2 separate regions of the Homo sapiens genome follow, and region 2 is linked to region 1. A link is an interaction called in ENCODE POLR2A ChIA-PET data of the cell type or tissue named here. Cell type or tissue: CD4-positive, alpha-beta T cell. All regions are shown on one strand. Links, peaks and the distances in the headings refer to the core of each region. The heading gives the core; the rest is flanking DNA.

What was found. Peaks named below come from ENCODE experiments on the same cell type or tissue, not always from the same donor. Only the 100,000 strongest peaks of a DNase experiment are listed, where the experiment ranks them.
Region 2: POLR2A ChIA-PET joins it to region 1 with 24 read pairs; 19 of 35 experiments call an interaction of 5 or more read pairs at or near these places.

Annotation. Positions count from the first base shown.
Region 1 is chr1:161,093,936-161,102,434 of GRCh38, forward strand. It overlaps KLHDC9 (kelch domain containing 9), which reads left to right and starts at 4,426. Exons shown (of 4, transcript NM_152366.5): 1 at 4,426-5,127; 2 at 5,411-5,570; 3 at 5,663-5,861; 4 at 6,126-6,411. The coding sequence starts at 4,601. The coding sequence ends at 6,289. PFDN2 (prefoldin subunit 2) reads right to left here. Exons shown (of 4, transcript NM_012394.4): 2 at 8,352-8,440; 3 at 8,113-8,236; 4 at 6,626-6,924. The coding sequence ends at 6,748. RefSeq lists silencers at 4,560-4,739, 4,800-4,849. In CD4-positive, alpha-beta T cell, for the core only: CTCF peaks have their summits at 1,540, 3,959 and 4,319; DNase peaks (open chromatin) are centred at 2,776, 3,866 and 4,436; H3K4me3 peaks cover 1,247 bases; H3K27ac peaks cover 482 bases.
Region 2 is chr1:160,994,262-161,002,417 of GRCh38, forward strand. F11R (F11 receptor) reads right to left here. Exons shown (of 10, transcript NM_016946.6): 2 at 7,024-7,092; 3 at 6,759-6,866; 4 at 6,370-6,516; 5 at 5,885-6,087; 6 at 5,615-5,717; 7 at 5,379-5,486; 8 at 5,135-5,147; 9 at 4,782-4,830; 10 at 950-4,645. The coding sequence ends at 4,610. Among named protein-coding and RNA genes, the nearest start is that of F11R, 23 kb to the right of the region's middle. In CD4-positive, alpha-beta T cell, for the core only: a CTCF peak has its summit at 3,247 (motif pointing right); a DNase peak (open chromatin) is centred at 3,230.

The sequences.
Region 1 (8,499 bases), core at 206-8,205:
TCTGGAAAGTTCTAAAGCTCCTTGCAGGAAAGTCAGATGGCTGGCTCTGGTCAGCAGGAAAAAAAGGGCAGTAACCCAGAGAGAAAAACACAAAAGTCGAAACAGTGAGAGACAGATCTCAAGGCACAGTGAGAAAAATGGAAACTTAAAGACAGAAAAATATACAAATGCTCCTTGACTTTTATGATGGGGTTATGTCCTGATAAGCCCATTGCAAACTGAACATATAAGTTGAAAATGCATTTAATATACCAGTCGCTAGCCCTAGAAAATATCAAAATTTAAAATTCAAGTATGGGTCCTACCGAACACGCTATCATTTTTGCATCACTGTAGTTTAAAAATTATAAGTTGGGTTGGGCATGGTGGCTCACACCTGTAATCCCAGCACTTTGGGAGGCTGAGGTGGGCGGATCATGAGGTCAAGAGATCGAGACCATCCTGGCCAACATGGTGAAACCCCGTCTCTACTAAAAACTCAAAAAATTAGCTGGGCTTGGTGGTGCGTGCCTATAGTCCCAGCTACTCAGGAGGCTGAGGCAGGAGAATCACTTGAACCCAGGAGGCGGAGGTTGCGGTGAGCCAAGATTGTGCCACTGCACTCCAGCCTGGTGACAGAGCAGGACTCCGTCTCAAAAAAAAAAAAAGAAAAAGAAAAAGAAAAATTGTAGGTTGAACCATTGTAAGTCAGGGATTGTATTGGAGACACACACACACACACACACACATGCGCGCGCGCGCCCGCGCGCGAGTTATTGAAGGGGGAGAATTCAAAGAGACAAAGTGGCTGAAGTGGCCAAGACAAAATCTGAAACAGAGACAGAAGGACCCGAAGAGAAATTTCTGGATGCCATGATTACTCAAAGTCCTTCTGTCTTCTGCCCTCAATTCCCACCGCTCAGCAATGACCCAATGATACTTTCCTACTCAACATTGCCTACTCCCTCAACAACATAAGCTTCTCCCCATCCTTATTCCACCTCTCCATCATTCTCTACCTTGGCTGATTACCACTCCCCTCCACCCTAAAGCCTGCTTACAATTTCACCTTTCTCTCAATCTCCTTCTAGCTCACATTCAGTCAAAGGAGCTCTCAAGATCTGACCTCATGCAGTCTCTTTGCCTGGTCATTTCTCTGTCCTTTTGTCCCTGTCTTTATTCTGGCTGAGCTGAGAGCAAAGAGTCAGAAATGGGGCCAGGATGGCATAGGGCCAGGAAGTCAAGCAGCTAGAATGAGCTGTGTGAGAAATAGAGAAGGGTCAGGGTACAGCAGAAGAAGAGTCAAAGAAAGGGCCTGAAGGATGGGGACAGCCTGGGAGACATGGGCAGAGGGAACTGTGGGAGTCTTGAGTGCGATTAAGACCGTTTGGTGCAATTGTTGGTCTTTCTTTCTTTCTTTCCTTCTTTCTTTCCTTCCTTCCTTCCTTCTTTCTTTCTTTCTTCTTTCTTTCTTTCCTTCCTTCCTTCTGTCTTTCTGTCTTTCTCTCTCTTTTCTTTCTCTCTCTCTCTTTTCTTTCTTGCTCTCTTTTCTTTCTCTCTCTCTTTTCTTTCTCGCTCTCTCTTTTCTTTCTCTCTCTCTTTCTTTTCTTTCTCTCTCTCTTTCTCTTTCTCTCTCAGTCACCCAGGCTGGAGTGCAATGGCACAATCGCGGCTCACTGCAACCTCAGCCTCCCAGGTTCAAGCGATTCTCTTGCCTCAGCCTCCAGAGTAGCTGGGACTACAGGCATGCACCACCACGGCTGGTGAATTTTTTATTTTTTATTTTTAGTAGAGATGGGGTTTCACCATGTTGGCCAGGCTGGTCTTGAACTCCTGGCCTCAAGTGATCCACCCACCTTGGCTTCCCAAAGTGTTGGGATTATAGGCGTGAGCCACCACACCCAGCCCAATTGTTGGTTTTCTGTATGTACCGAATAATGCTAAGAACCAGAGATGGTTCCAGGGTCAGAAAATGGGGTTAAGGAAGGGAGAAGATAGAGTAAGAGCTTTGTGAAAGTTTGAGGCAAGGGGGCGTAGATTTGGGGCTAGGATAGACATCTAAGGCTAGGTAGGAAGCTGGGTGCTTGCTTGCTAGAGATCATATAGACTCTTGGCCAACTGAGACAAAGCCAACATCAGGGGATCACATCAGGATTACGAGACTTTCAGGATATCCAGTCCCTGCTCTCATTTCTGGACAGAGGTTGTCCCTGGATATTATTAGCAGGTGAAAGCAGGTTCACAGCCCTGGCTGCCCTTTTCCCTGTCTCTCACAATTTTCTCTCAGTTCCCCCTTTCACTTATCTTAATGCCCTTTCAGTTTGTGTATCATTGACAAGGTCATTATAGACCACTGCAGATGCTGTCCTGCGGTGTGAAGCATGTGTCATACAAGTCCAGGTTGGCTGGTTTGCTTTCTTCCTCTCTCTGTTTCTCTCTTTCTGGCTTCTTTTCTCCCTCCTCCAAAATATGGATTTGGTTCAAACTAACCTAAGAAGGTAGGAGTCCTAGGCAGTTCCTCTCCCAGGGTCTTGGGATGGCAAAGCAATGGACAGATGCTTCCAGCTATTAGGAGGAACTGGAAGCATCTAGGTACAGAACTGGAGAGGGTACAGCCAAGGAGTATGTGAGGTTCAAGCTCTATGTCTAACTAAGATGCCTACTGCTAAGGACTCAGAGTCAGAGAGGAAGCTGGGAGAGAGGAGCTGGAAAGGCCCGTGGGGTGGGGAGTTCCCATTTCTATCCAGGAAAGGCAGAAAGTAAGTCTAACAGAACAGCCAAGACTTAGGCAAAAGCAAGAGCCTAAAATGGACATATAGGCCAATAAGGTTTAAGCAAAATTGCCCCACCCCTGAGGCAAGCCCTTGCCTAATCCTAGGAGTATGACAGATCTGAATCCAGCTGTTGGGAGGTTAGCCAGTGAGAAAGAAGCCTGAGGGAAAAGACTGACTTTTAAATTTCAGCCAAGGACAGTAAAAGTTAGTGATTTTTTAGAGATTCTTACCATGATTTTGGAAAACTGAGAATACTGCCTGTCATACTCAGGGAAAGCTATAGTTGGGAGGGCAGAGACTTTCAAAGCTATTGTTGAATCTTGGCTTTAAGGTACAGGTGGGGAACAGGTCCTGGTAATCTTCCAATCTCTGTAACTGTGCCTTTCCTGCCCATGCCATCCCCATGCTGTGTTCTCTGAGGACCAAGAGTTGGGAAGAGGAGGGGAAAGCCCTGCTGTGCTATCAGACCCTGCATTACATGCCCATCCTCACTGCAGCCCTGGCCACTGTCTCCTTTCTTCCTTTCTTTATTTCTTTTCTTTTTTTCTTTCTTTCTTTCGCCAGGGTCTCACTATGTTACCCAGGCTGGTCTTGAACTCCTGAACTCCTGGCCTCAAGTGATTCTCCTGCCTGGCCACTTTCTATGGTCTCAGTATCTCAGGTATGATGGGGAGCAAGGTGATGTGTAGAAACCAAAGGCCACAAGTAGCAGTCATCATTCCCACTTACAGCCCAGTCCCAGAGGACACAGATCCTGTTTTTGCCCCACACCAGCTGTGTTGGGAGGAAAATTCTGTCTGTATTTCCTCCTTCAGCTGAAAGCAGAAAGCTTGCATCTGGGCCTCTTCAGTTATCACTTGGTCCTGGGGGACAGAGTTAATATCTGGAAACTGGCTTAAATAAAAGATATCAGGGAAGGGTAGGAGTCTGTTTTTCTCATTTTCTCACTCTTCCCCCACTTCACCCTTCTAAGGCTGCGTGGGTTCTCTCTCTCTCTCTATCTCTCTCTCTCTCTCTCTCTCTCTCTCTCTCTCTCTCTCTCTCTCTCTGTGTGTGTGTGTGTGTGTGTGTGTGTGTGTGTGTGTGTGTCACCTGAGAGACTGGGTTCTGCTACCCTCTAGTGGCCAGAGCTGAAAGGACTCTCCCACCCAATCAATCGGGACCTTCAAGCCTTTGGGAATAAACGAACAGCCTATTTGATGAATGACAAAACTGAGAAGGCCTAGAGAGAAACAATGCCTTTGAGGGTCAGGGGCATAGTTGGGACTAGAACCCAGGTCTCCTGTCTCTCGGGCCAGTGGTCAGTCCACTTTCACTTCCCCACCCTCTGACTTTTGCTTCTCCTTCCTTGCTCATCCCTGGGGTGGTTAGCCCGAGTAAGAAACCCTGAAGCCAAATGATCCCTCCCGGCCCTAGTGGAGCAGCACCTGCACCTCAAATGTCAAAATCGCAAATCAGTTCACAGCGGAGATCACAGGGGTTTATTCTAAGGACCCGACTGTCCTCCGACTTTCTGAGGTTAACAATCTTGCAGGATTTTTATTGACCTGATACAGCTCCCGTAGCCTTGGTGGCACCACCATACGGTTCCCGATAGCCACCCAGGTGTCCTGTCTCCACGGTAACTGCTGCTTTGCGACCTTCGGTTTGCAGCGGTCGCGCTGCAGCCGCTGCAGTGGTTGCTGGGCGACCACGGAGAGAAAGCCGGGACTTGAGGTGGGAACCCCGGCTGGCGTCCGGTAGGGGGAGGTTCCCGGGGAAGCCCGCGGAAGGCGAGGTGCCTGGCCTGCCATGTAGGGGCTCGTTCCAAGCCGCAGACCCCACCGCCCTCCCTCTCCCCGGGGCCCATGGCGGTGGCCGTGCCCCCGGGTCGGGCCGCAGGCTCAGGCTGGGCCTGGAGGCCAGTGGCGCGGGACGCGCTTTTGGCTAGAGCTTTCCATTCATGCACCGAACTGCGGGGACGGTTCTATCTCGTAGGTGGTCTCCTAGCAGGAGGAGCGAGAGAGCCCAGCAGCGATACGGTGGTTTTCGACCCAGCTAGGGGCCAGGCCGTACGATTGGGAGCCCGGGGCAGCCCCCCGCGCAGTCACCACGACGCGGCACCCGTGGACGGGCGTTGGCTCTGCGTGGTGGGCGGCTGGGACGGGTCTCGCCGCTTGGCCACAGTGACCGCACTGGACACAGAGCGCGGTGTGTGGGAGGCGTGGACAGGGACCCCTGGTGACTGCCCCCCCGCCGGCCTCAGTAGTCACACCTGCACCCGAATCTCTGACCGAGAGCTGCAGGTGGCTGGCCGGGAGGGCGGTATCCACACTCAGCGACGCTATGGAAGCATCTACACATTAAGGCTGGACCCCAGCGCCCGCACCTATTGGTATGGCACCCTCCGCCCAAAACCTTTCACTCTCATCCACACTCTCGAAAAACAAAAGCCTAAGCAGATTTCTCAGGCAATTTATCCACCTCCTCACTCTAGCACCCTCCTTCCAGGGGAACCTACCATGTTTAAGCTAGCTGAGCTCTCTACAGTATTACCCTCCCTCTTATCCCACCTACCGCACTGCCCCATGCCTCTTCTCCATCCATCCTTGGCAAGGGCGGTGGCACTTACATTTTCCAGAAAACCCACTCAGCCCTGAATTTCTGCATGTCCACAGCTACAAGCAAGAAGGCTGCCACACAGCCTCACGCTCAGGTCACTGTGCGGCCCTGCTCCAAACTCCTGGACCCCATCCAGGTCATCAGCTATTGCTCTTTGGAGGTTGCAACTTAGCTGAACCAGAAGTAGCTGGGCATTGGAGTCATGGGAAAATTAAGGTATTAGCTCCTCACACATCTTGTTTAGGATGGGAAGAGGCTAAAATTGTGATGCCCAGGTCTCTTCGGACAGTCCTTTCTTTCTCCCCAAGGAGGAACCACCTGTTGCTCCTCATTTGATGGAACAGCTTGCAAGGCTTGTGAGCAGTGGGCAGGGGTCCCAGAAGGGGCCCCATGGACTACGGCATCACTCATGTTCTGTGGTCGGGCCCTTTGCTGTGCTGTTTGGTGGAGAAACTCTGACCAGAGCTAGAGACACCATCTGCAATGATCTCTACATCTATGATACTCGTGAGAGCCAGACTAATGGCTGAAGGGGGGGAAGGTGGGAAGATGGGGGAACCTGAAGACTACAGAAAGAGGATGGAGTGATGGGGTAGGGAGGAGGAAAAATTAGTTGACAGGAGTTAAAGGAGTACACAGAATATTAAGCATTTGAAGAGGCCTACAAATCAAGTGAGCAGAAAAACAATGGGCAAGCCCTTGGTCATGTTGAATTCTGTGAATGACAAAGTGCTACTGCCTCAATAACCACCCTCTGCCCGTATCCAACAGGCACATCTCCTCCTTTGTGGTTCCACTTCCCCTGTGCAGATCGTGGGATGAAACGCATGGGCCATCGCACCTGCCTTTGGAATGATCAGCTTTACCTGGTTGGGGGTTTTGGTGAGGATGGCAGGACAGCCAGTCCACAGGTTTGCATCCTGGACTTTATCTAAATAGTGCCAAGACACATCACTAAGCCTCGTTTTGTTTTGCTTTGTTGCAAACCTATAAAGCGTTATCACCAGAGCTATCTGCTTCACTTCAAATGCTTATTAAATTTCAATCTGAGACTCAAGATTTGTCTCTGAAATTTTTGGGGGGAGGGGGAAGGGCAGTAAATAAGTGGACATACCTTTATTTGCAAGGAAAGGATAAAATAAATATGGGTCCTACTCTCATATTATGAGTCATTAACCTGATGGAAACAAAAACCACACATCATATGCTGTTCCGTGTCTCAAAACAATTTCCACCCCCAAGTGGGAGAAAACTTCAGGCTACAGCTAAGATTCTGACCAAAACATTTAATTAACAAAAAAATATTACAATAGCAGAGAAAATAATAATAATAACAATAAAGAGAAATTAGAAGTGGGAGTCAGGGTAGAAAAAAATGCAAAGGCCTTGGTCCCTAGGAGACCAACACTCCAGCTGAGCTGGCCTTAGCCCCAGCCCCTTCTGAGTTTTCCTTGGCTGCTGGCTTCTCATCTTCTCCCATGAGACGAATGTTGTGCTTTTCCCGGAATTCATTTAGTTCTTTTCCCTTTGCCTGAAGCTGCTGTGTCAGTGTCTCAATGATCTTCTGTATCTAGAGGACAAGTGACAGGGATTATATAAGGAATTCAGGACTCCTTTCCCCCACCTGGAATGGACTATGGTTGGAGGAAGTGTTAACACATTTAACCTTACCTTTAACCAAGTAGAGGAGCCCAGACATTAAAATTATTCCTTTCTTGAACACAGTGGTTTATACACTTTAATGTACTTAGAATCACCTGGGCTGCTTATTTTTATTTTTTACAGAGACAAGTTCCTACTATGTTACCCAGGCTGGTCTCAAACTTCTGCCTCAAGCAGTCCTCCTGCCTCGGTCTCCCAAAGCGCTAGGAATACAGGCATGAGCTTATTTTTATTTTTTCATTTTTTATTTTTAATATTTTTTTTTTGAGTTGCAGCATCGCTGTGTCGCCCAGGCTGGAGTGCAGTGGTGCAATCTCAGCTCACTGCAAGCTCCGCCTCGCAGGTTCACGCCATTCTCCTGCCTTGCCCTCCCGAGTAGCTAGGACCACAGGCGCCCACCACAACGCCCAGCCAATTTTTCGTATTCTTAGTAGAGATGGGGTTTCACCATGCTAGCCAGGATGGTCTTGACCTCCTGACCTCGTGATCCGCCCGCCTCGGCCTCCCAAAGTGCTGGGATTACAGGTGTGAGTCACTGCAACCTGCCTAGCTTATTTTTAAAATGTCACTTCATGGCACTCCCAAAGGTTCTAATCCAGTGGGTCTGGGAAGCTGCATTTATAAATTAGTCCTTCAGGTGATTTTGATTCATGTATTCGTGAAACACACACTATGAGAAACATTACTCTAACCCCAATCCTCCCACCCCAATTCAGCCAAGTCACAGAGCCCACAGCAGTCAGCAATTCCTCTTGTCTAAGAGTTGCACTTAGCATAGCATAATGAGCATAGGCTATTTTATGCTGCCCTCCTTTTATCTGAGACAGGGTCTCACTCTGTCACCCAGGCTGGAGTGCAGTGAGGTGATCACAGCTCACTGAAGCCTCGACATTTTAGGCTCAGGTGAGTAGCTGGGACTACAGGCACATACCACCATACCCAGCTAATCTTTTGTATTTTTTGTAGTGATATGGTTTCACCATGTTGCCCAGGCTGGTCTCGAACTCCCGGACTCAAAGAGTCCACCTGCCTTGGCCTCCCAAAGTGCTGGGTTTACAGCCACTGTACCCGATCCTATTCAATGATTCTTGCTCACCTGCTCCTTGTTGTTCTCCAAAGCGGGCAGCACCTCTTTGACAGTTCGCTCCACCAGCACTCCTCCAACCATGCGGTAGCACTTACGAGTTTCATCTACCTCCTTCAGTGTATCGATCACTAGGCTGGGATAGGAGAACAAGGCAGGACCTGAGGATTCAGCCCCACTCTACTACAAATCCCCCTCACGGAGTAGCCCACACAACTGTCCTACTGTTTGCCTCTCCCTGACTTTCTCACCTGTGCTCATTCAACTCCATCTCCAACTCAGCTGCTTTGGATGCCAGGCCTCGCTGTTCCTGCCGAAGGCGGTTGAAGCCAGCAATCACCTAACAAGGTGAGAGAAGAGATGAAAGAGGGGATAGTGGAAATGGCAGAGGGTCCAGAT
Region 2 (8,156 bases), core at 1-8,000, 100 kb before region 1:
ATTTTTAGTAGAGACAGGGTTTCTCCATGTTGGTCAGGCTGGTCTTGAACTCCCAACCTCAGGTGATCCGCCCCCCTCGGCCTCCCAAAGTGCTGGGATTACAAGCGTGAGCCACCACAACTGGCAATTTTTGTATTTTTCATAGAGACAGGGTTTCACCATGTTGGCCAGGCTGGTCTTGAACTCCTGACCTCAAGTGATCTGCCTGCCTCAGACTCCCAAAGTGCTGGGATTATAGGTATGAGCCACCGCGCCCGGCCCCAGCATTACTTTTAATGTTCTCTCTCCTCAAACCCAGATACCCACCTCTACAAAAAAAAAGTTAACTTCTGTTTCCACTCCTCCTCCTTCATTCTTTTCCATTCTGGGTCACTGAGCAGGATATAGGTTACCCAACCTCCCCTCCCCAGGATCTTAATCCCGGACCTACCATTTGCCTAGTACTGGTTGTGTGAACTTGGGCAAATTCCTTAGCATTTCTCTGCCTCTCTTCCCCATCTGAGAAACAGAGATAGTAATAGTACCCAGTAAATAAGTTAATGGATGATAGTAGTAAGAAAAAATGGGCTAGGCACGGTGGCTCACACCTGTAATCCCAGCACTTTGGGAGGCCAAGGTGGGTGGATCACGAGATCAGGAGTTTAAAACCAGCCTGGCCAAGCTGGTGAAACCCTGTCTCCACTAAAACTATTAAAAAAAAAATTATCCGGGTGCAGTGGCAGGCGCCTGTAATCCCAGCTGCTCGGGAGGCTGAGGCAGGAGAATCGCTTGAACTCAGAGGGAGAAGTTGCAGTGAGCTGAGATCGCTCCACTGCACTCCAGCCTGGGTGATAGAGTAAGACTCAGTCTCAAAAAAAAAAAAAAAGAAAGAAAAGAAAAGAAAAAATGTTCCGTTTCATATCAGATTTTCATAGCTAGTACCAGAGAAGGGGTAATAAGCTGGAAAAGCTAAAGAATTGGATATTTTTTAATGCAAATTGTTGTTTTTCTTCATTTGTCTACTTTATTAAGCTGTCCTCAGGCCCCAAGAAACATACTGTCCCCTCATTTAGAAACAGACTAACTCCGTTTTCCTCCACTATCCCCTCCCCTGTCCTTGATCTGTAGATCCTGTTAAGACAGGAAAAACAGTGTTGGTCAAAGGGTACACGCTTTCAGTTACAAGATGAACAAGTTCTGAATACGTAAGATAGAACATGGGAGGTGATGTGGCCGGGTGCAGTGACTCACGCCTGTAATCCCAGCACTTTGGGAGGCCGAGGTGGGCGGATCATGAGGTCAAGGGATCGAGATCATCCTGGCCAACATGGTGAAACCCCGTCTCTACTAAAAATACAAAAATTAGCTGGGCATGGTGGCACACGCCTATAGTCCCAGCTACTTAGGAGGCTGAGGCAAGAGAATTGCTTGAACCCAGGAGGTGGAGGTTGCAGTGAGCCAAGGTTGTACCATTGCACTCCAGCCTGGCAACGGAGCAAGACTCCCTCACACACACACACACACACACACACAAAAATGGTGATGTGTTAATTGACCATGGCAATCATTACACAAATGTATGTGCATATCAAACCATGTTGTATACTTTGAAGAAAATAAAAAAACGACAGGAACAACAAACACATCCTTAACACTCAATCATTTTATCCCAGATTATGCTGAGTTCATGTCTCAGGGGAAACACCAAAATCCATGGAACTGCTCTCATTTTTTATCCCCTAAATGTCACTTTAACATAGGAAATGTCCATTGTGGGGTTATTTGCATTTAAACACAGGCCAATGAAAAAAGCTAAATTAAAACGTAATTATCAAGGTAATGGAAAGATATCCTAATCTCTTAATTAACAAGACTATCAGGAATATTTTGAATGTCCAATCACTCTAGGAGTCCCAATTCTCTTAAGGTAAGAACTTCAGGATTTAAACAAACTCAATGTGAAAATAAACATTTATTATAAAAATTAGTTTTGACATTTTAAAGTGAATGCAGACAAGGTGTTTTCCAGTTCAAAAGGTCCATTGTAAGCTAGAGAAGTAAATTCCAAGGCTGGCAATAACTGACTCATATTCTTCACAAGTGGCCTAGACAATAAGGAACCATTCACCTCAAATTCACAGAGCCATGAATCACCTCTGCTTCCCCATGACCTTTTCCATATCCTTCCTACTCTGTCTTCCAACCATGACACAGAACTGAAACATACTTTAAAAATCTCATCCTTGGCTAGGCACGGTGGCTCACATCTGTAATCCCATCACTTTGGGAGGCCAAGGCAGGCGGATCAAGAGGTCAGGAGTTTGAGACCAGCCCGACCAACATGGTGAAACCCTGTCTCTACTAAAAACACAAAAATTAGCCAGGCATGGTGGCACGCACCCGTAATCCCAGCTACTCAGGAGACTGAGGCAGGAGAATGGCTTGAACCCGGGAGGCGGAGGTTACAGTGAGCCAAGATCATACCACTGCACTCCAGCCTGGGTGACAGAGCGAGACTCCGTCTTTAAAAAAACAAAACAAAACAAAACAAAAAACAACAAACTCATCTTTACTGAACCATTTCATAAGCTCTACTTTATTTGTCTAGTTGGATTTCATTTCTTCTGGAAAATTTATTGTTTATTGGCATGTGACCCTTGACTGATGGCTTCATTAGCATTTTGTTTTTCTTTTTGGATCCTTAATAGAAAACTCAATTCTGTTAGGGATTTCCAAATAGGATAGGGCAAAGTCGCACTTAGTATATCCTCCACAGAAAGAAAGAAGCAAAATCAAGCCAAGAGGGCCCTTTACTTGTCCTCTTGCTAAGTTAATAAATAGACTGGTGGATGGTGGTAGATGGAGAAACAAAAATGTAAGGGCAGAGAAGGGTCCAAATGGGGAGGAAGAAAGCAATGACAGCCAGGCTGTCCGGCTCATTCCTGTTCATTCACATGCAGACCACCCATGATCTGGTCTTCAAATTTCTTCTGAATTCCACCCCACTAAATACAGTAGCAGTTACTACTTTAAACTACTACTAAAGCACTTGTTCTCCAAATGACCTGAGAAATCCCCTTGCCTCAGCTCTGGGACAGTAGTTCCTACAGCTGTAGGGAGGTCTGTTAATGCACCTGGCTGAACAGGAGGTACAAGAGTAAGTACCTTCTCTCACTTGGTGGAACAGGCCAAGGAGATCCCCCAAGTACAGCATCAGCTTCACCCTGTGTACCTTCCTCCAGCAAAGGAAGGCCTGGCCACAAGAGGGCTCTGGAATGAAGGCCTGAAATTCAGAAGCTCTGCCTTGAGATAAGAACCAGGAAGGGGCAGGACCAGGCACTGGGAACCAGCCCCAGGTTGCTGGGAAGCAAGGCTTTGAGGCATTTTCCTGTTGTACAAAGGAGCCTAGGAACCCTCAAAGACCTTTTCCCCTACTTACTTCCCACAAAAAAGAGCCTTGACAAACCAAGGTTTTATTTCCAGCAACATTCAGCTGATACAAACACATAGAAATACAATCTCACCAAAGAGCTAAGAAGCCCTCCAACACACGCCCAATTTCAGCATACAGCTAAGACTACACAACACACACACAAGCTCAACAAAGAGCTAAGACCACTACACACATCTCCACAGCACCACAGGCACATCTCAAAAGGGTCTGTCCAGTAGTTCCAGCCAAGGGAAGGGTGATGGCCTAAGCCACCAGCTCCAGCTTTCTTTTCTTTCTTTTTTTTTTTGAGCTGGAGTTTTGCTCTTGTTGCCAGGCTCCTGAGCAGCTGGGATTACAGGCATGCACCACTATGCCTGGCTAACTTTGTATTTTTAGTAGGGTTTCTCCATGTTGGTCAGGCTGATCTTGAACTCCTGACCTCAGGTGATCCGCCTGCCTCAGCCTCTGGGATTATAGGCGTGAGCCACTGCGCCCAGCCTCCAGTTTTCTTTTCTTTAGAGCAGCGGTTTTAAATCCTTTTGGCTTCAAGTTCTCTGAAAATTTACTATGCTCTCCACAACAAGAGCTCCCATTTTCCACAGACACAGTCAATGTCAGTCAGCTTGTATTCAGGAGGACAGGGCAGAGGGATCCCAGTGGCACTTCCCATGGGAAGACAGAAGAGAGTGGGCCCCAGAGATGGAAGGACCCCAGTGTCATCACCAAACAACCATTTCAGCCGCTCTAGCCTCTAATTCCCGCTCTAGAACAGCTGGCCCTGGTCGTCAGTACACAAGGAAAGAGCCCAGAACCAAGCTCAAGATACCTATTCAAAGATCCCTGCCAGCCAGGTGGGCAGTTGAGTGCAGATTCCTGCGACCCCCGCCATTTTTGCTGTCTACTTAGAAGGGAAGTCAATGGCATACCCAGGATTCCTTCCTGATCCCTCAAAGAAATGGGGAATAAACACTTTAAACAAGTTCCAGGCCACTCAGCAGTGGTAGGAAAGGGAGGGAGGGCATGAAGGAGGATGGGGCACATAGCTGACATTATTAAAAACACATCCGAAGAAGTAGGGGGCCCTGTGGGGTGTAGAAGACAAATAAGGCATCCTGTGAAACTACAGACATCAGGGGCCAGAGTCCGGTAGCACCTGAGTAAGGCAAATGCAGATGATAGGCGGTGAGCCGACCAGGCTCACACCAGGAATGACGAGGTCTGTTTGAATTCTCCCTGCAGAAATAAAACATCCAGTCAACTCTCAATAGTCTTCTTTAGCTGATAATCCCCAAAACACATAAACATGGGCTAGAAATCTCCTCACTCCAGCCCCAGGTGGCCCACCCCTGCCCAGGGGAGGCATACTCACTTCACTTCGGGCACTAGGCTGGCTGTAAATCACCTTCTTACTCGAAGTCCTGTGAACAAGCCAGAAGACAGAGACACTCAGCCACCTAGGTGCTTATTAACCTCCCCTTGCCAACTTTAAAGGCCAGAAGCGAGAATGCTACAGAAGCACAGAGTGCGCAGCAGACAGGTATGGGTGGGGTAACAGGACAGACCCAGGGCCAAGGCCACAGAGAAAGGGCTGGATATCCAAATGCCTTCCCTCCAAACTGGTTGCTTCTGCCTTCAACCCATTCCCCTAGGCCCACTTCAGCTTCAAACCACATGCATCCATGCTCTCAAACTTGGAGAACCCCAGGACAGCACCTCACTCACCCTTTCTTTGTTCCTGAAAGAGAAGAAATGGGATCATGAGTGTCAGCAGGACAGAAGACAGCATGGCTTGGGAAGATGGAGGGGCAGGCCCCCAGCTCTTGGTGTTAGATGGGTGATCAGTGTTCCCCAGGGGACAACACCCACACACATGAGCACAGTATCAGGGTCAGTACTCAGATGACACCCATGCCAGGCCCTGGGATGGGGGCAGTACAAAGGAGAGCCTCTGGGGGCAGATACTTACTGTCAAAGTGGCCTCGGCTATAGGCAAACCAGATGCCAAAAACCAAGATTCCCAGGAGAATCAGGGTTACAAGGACGGCTGCCACGATGACCCCCACATTCCGCTCCACTGCGAGACACAAATAAGAAGTCAGGCACGGGGATACTCACTCACGGCACCTACAGTATCACCAATGGCAGGATGAAAAGCAGACCCCAATCCCCACCCCAGGTCTGGGCTCAAGCCCTAACTCTCACCAGCTTCCATGCGCACAGCATTTGAAGTCATGGGTGTCCCATACCCATTCCGTGCCTCACAGCTGTATTCTCCAGTATCAGAGGCTGACAGGGGATCAAAGACCTGAGGAAGGAAAACAAATTGGCTTCCTGCTGAAGAAGCAAAATAGACATTTTTTAATGTCTCTTGACCCCAGTTCCAAGTTCACCCTGTTGCCTGTTCTTCCTCCCACCTTTTGGGGTTCTATAACTGCATCCCCCACACATCTTTCACCACCACCCCATACATACCAGCTCTCCTGTTGTGGGATTCAGGACATAGGAAGAGTTGCTGAAGGCACGGGTGCTTTTGGGATTCGTAGGCATCACTATCCCATCTTTGAACCAGGTGTATTCAGAAGGTGGGGAACCATCTTGTTCTGAGCATGTCAGCACTGCCCGGTTCCCAATGGTGGCAGAGGAGGGGATGTTAACTGTAGGCTTGGATGGAGGCACTGTGGAAGAGAAAGACAGAAGGTGCTGAGTACAGGGTGGGGGCTGCTTGAGTCTAAGTAACCAACTACAATGGTACCCCCAACTACTCAGCTCAAGCCTCCTACTCTCACCATGCCCCTGGCTGCCACCTAACCAGGGGCTCATCTCCCTCTCTGGCAGCTCCAGGACTCTGAATAGCCCACCTGTGGGTATTCTCACCATCAAAGAGCTCCAAAGTGCAGCAGAGCCTGCTATGAGAAGTAACTAACTCCAGGCCCACCCAGAAGACATGGGGCACGTACCAAGCACGATGAGCTTGACCTTGACCTCCCCATAGCTGTTGCCGCCTTCCTCAGAGACCATACAAGTGTATGTCCCAGTGTCTTCCCGTGTCACGGACTTGAAGGTGATACCAGTTGGCAAGAAGGTCACCCGGTCCTCATAGGAAGCTACCACAAGAGGAGGCAAGAGCAAGGACAGAGTGAACTGGAGAGCTAAGGGAGGCTGATGAAGGGGGCATCCAAGGTACGCAAGTGCTCTCCTCTTCCCCCAGAAAGGGGGGTAGGAAGGCCATGAGGACTTCAGCCCCAGGGTGTGCCCTGGGATAAGGGCACAAAGTCTGGATCGTAGAATCCAGGCATGATAATCCCTCCACAACCTAGGCAATCAGGAAGGAGGAGAAGCAACTCACCTGTGATCTTGTTATTATAGCAAACGAGTCTGGTGGTGTCTCCTTGGTCAAACTTCCACTCCACACGGGGAGAAGAAAAGCCCGAGTAGGCACAGGACAACTTCACAGCTGCAGACAGGGTCAAAATGAGCCGAAGGAAGAAGCAGCAGCAAATACACGAGATGGGGAACAGCCCCAAACTGCAGGCTGGGCTGGGTGCTCTCTAGATCCCCAGGCGGCCGGCAACTGCTCACCCTCACACCCTCCATGGCCCCTCCCAACTCACGATTATTCTCAGGAATTCTGACTTCAGGTTCAGAAGAGTGCACTGTAACACTGCCCAATGCCAGGGAGCCTAAGGAGAAAGAAAGAGGTGGGCCCTGTCAGGAGTGGACAGAGAAATGCCAGGAAGAAGGAGTCACAGACCCAGTGGACAGGGCTTCTCCATTCACAGACCCTAAGAGGAAGGGATTCCAGACTTATGCTCCCTCTGGCTCTCACACTTTGTCACCATGATCCTAAATGTCTTCTTTAAGTGCTTTTTGCTACAATTGCCAGCTAATACTTCTTTTATCCATGGGAATGCAGTTTCTTTTGCTTCTAATTTTTCTCTCTGTGACTCCCAATAATCTAATTAGATTTCTACTAGTCCAAGGGCAGCTTCCAGAATGACATTTCACTGTTCAGAGAAAGCTTCTCAACAAATGATTGCAGCCACTTGTCAGGACAATCCTGGAAGGAAGCCAGCAGGGCTGGAGGCAAGGGATGGAAGGGAAGGGCAGAGCCATGATGAGGATAATAATAATACTCGACATTTGTGGAGCATGTGGTGCTTTTAAAAGTGTTTTCGTGTACATTATGACACGTTGCATCATTTGATCCTGGACACAAGCATGACAGATCGGCAAGACGTATATTATTATCCCGAGTTTACATGAGGAACTGAGAGTACAAGAAGTAAATGTGCCTAAGATCACACAGCTGGGGCCAGGTGCGGTGGCTCAGGCCTGTAAACCCAGCACTTTGGGAGGCCGAGGTGGGGAGGTCATGAGGTCAGGAGTTCAAGACCAGCCTGGCCAATATGGTGAAACCCCATCTCTACTAATAATACAAAAATTAGCCAGGCATGGTGGCACACCTGTAGTCCCAGCTACTTGGGAGGCTGAGGCAGAAGAGTCGCTTGAACCCGGGAGGCGGAGATTGCAGTGAGCCGAGATCGCGCCACTGCCCTCCAGCCTGGGCGACAGAGCAAGACTCAATCTCAAAAAAAAAAAAAAAAAAAAAACACACAACTGGTTCTGAGGTGAAGTTTGCACTAGAAGTGGGTTCAGATCACCTCATTAGAATATTCTACTTGCCAAATGGAGAAAGAAAAGAAAAGATAGTGTGTGCTGGGTGGAGGGAGGGAGAAGCAACAAG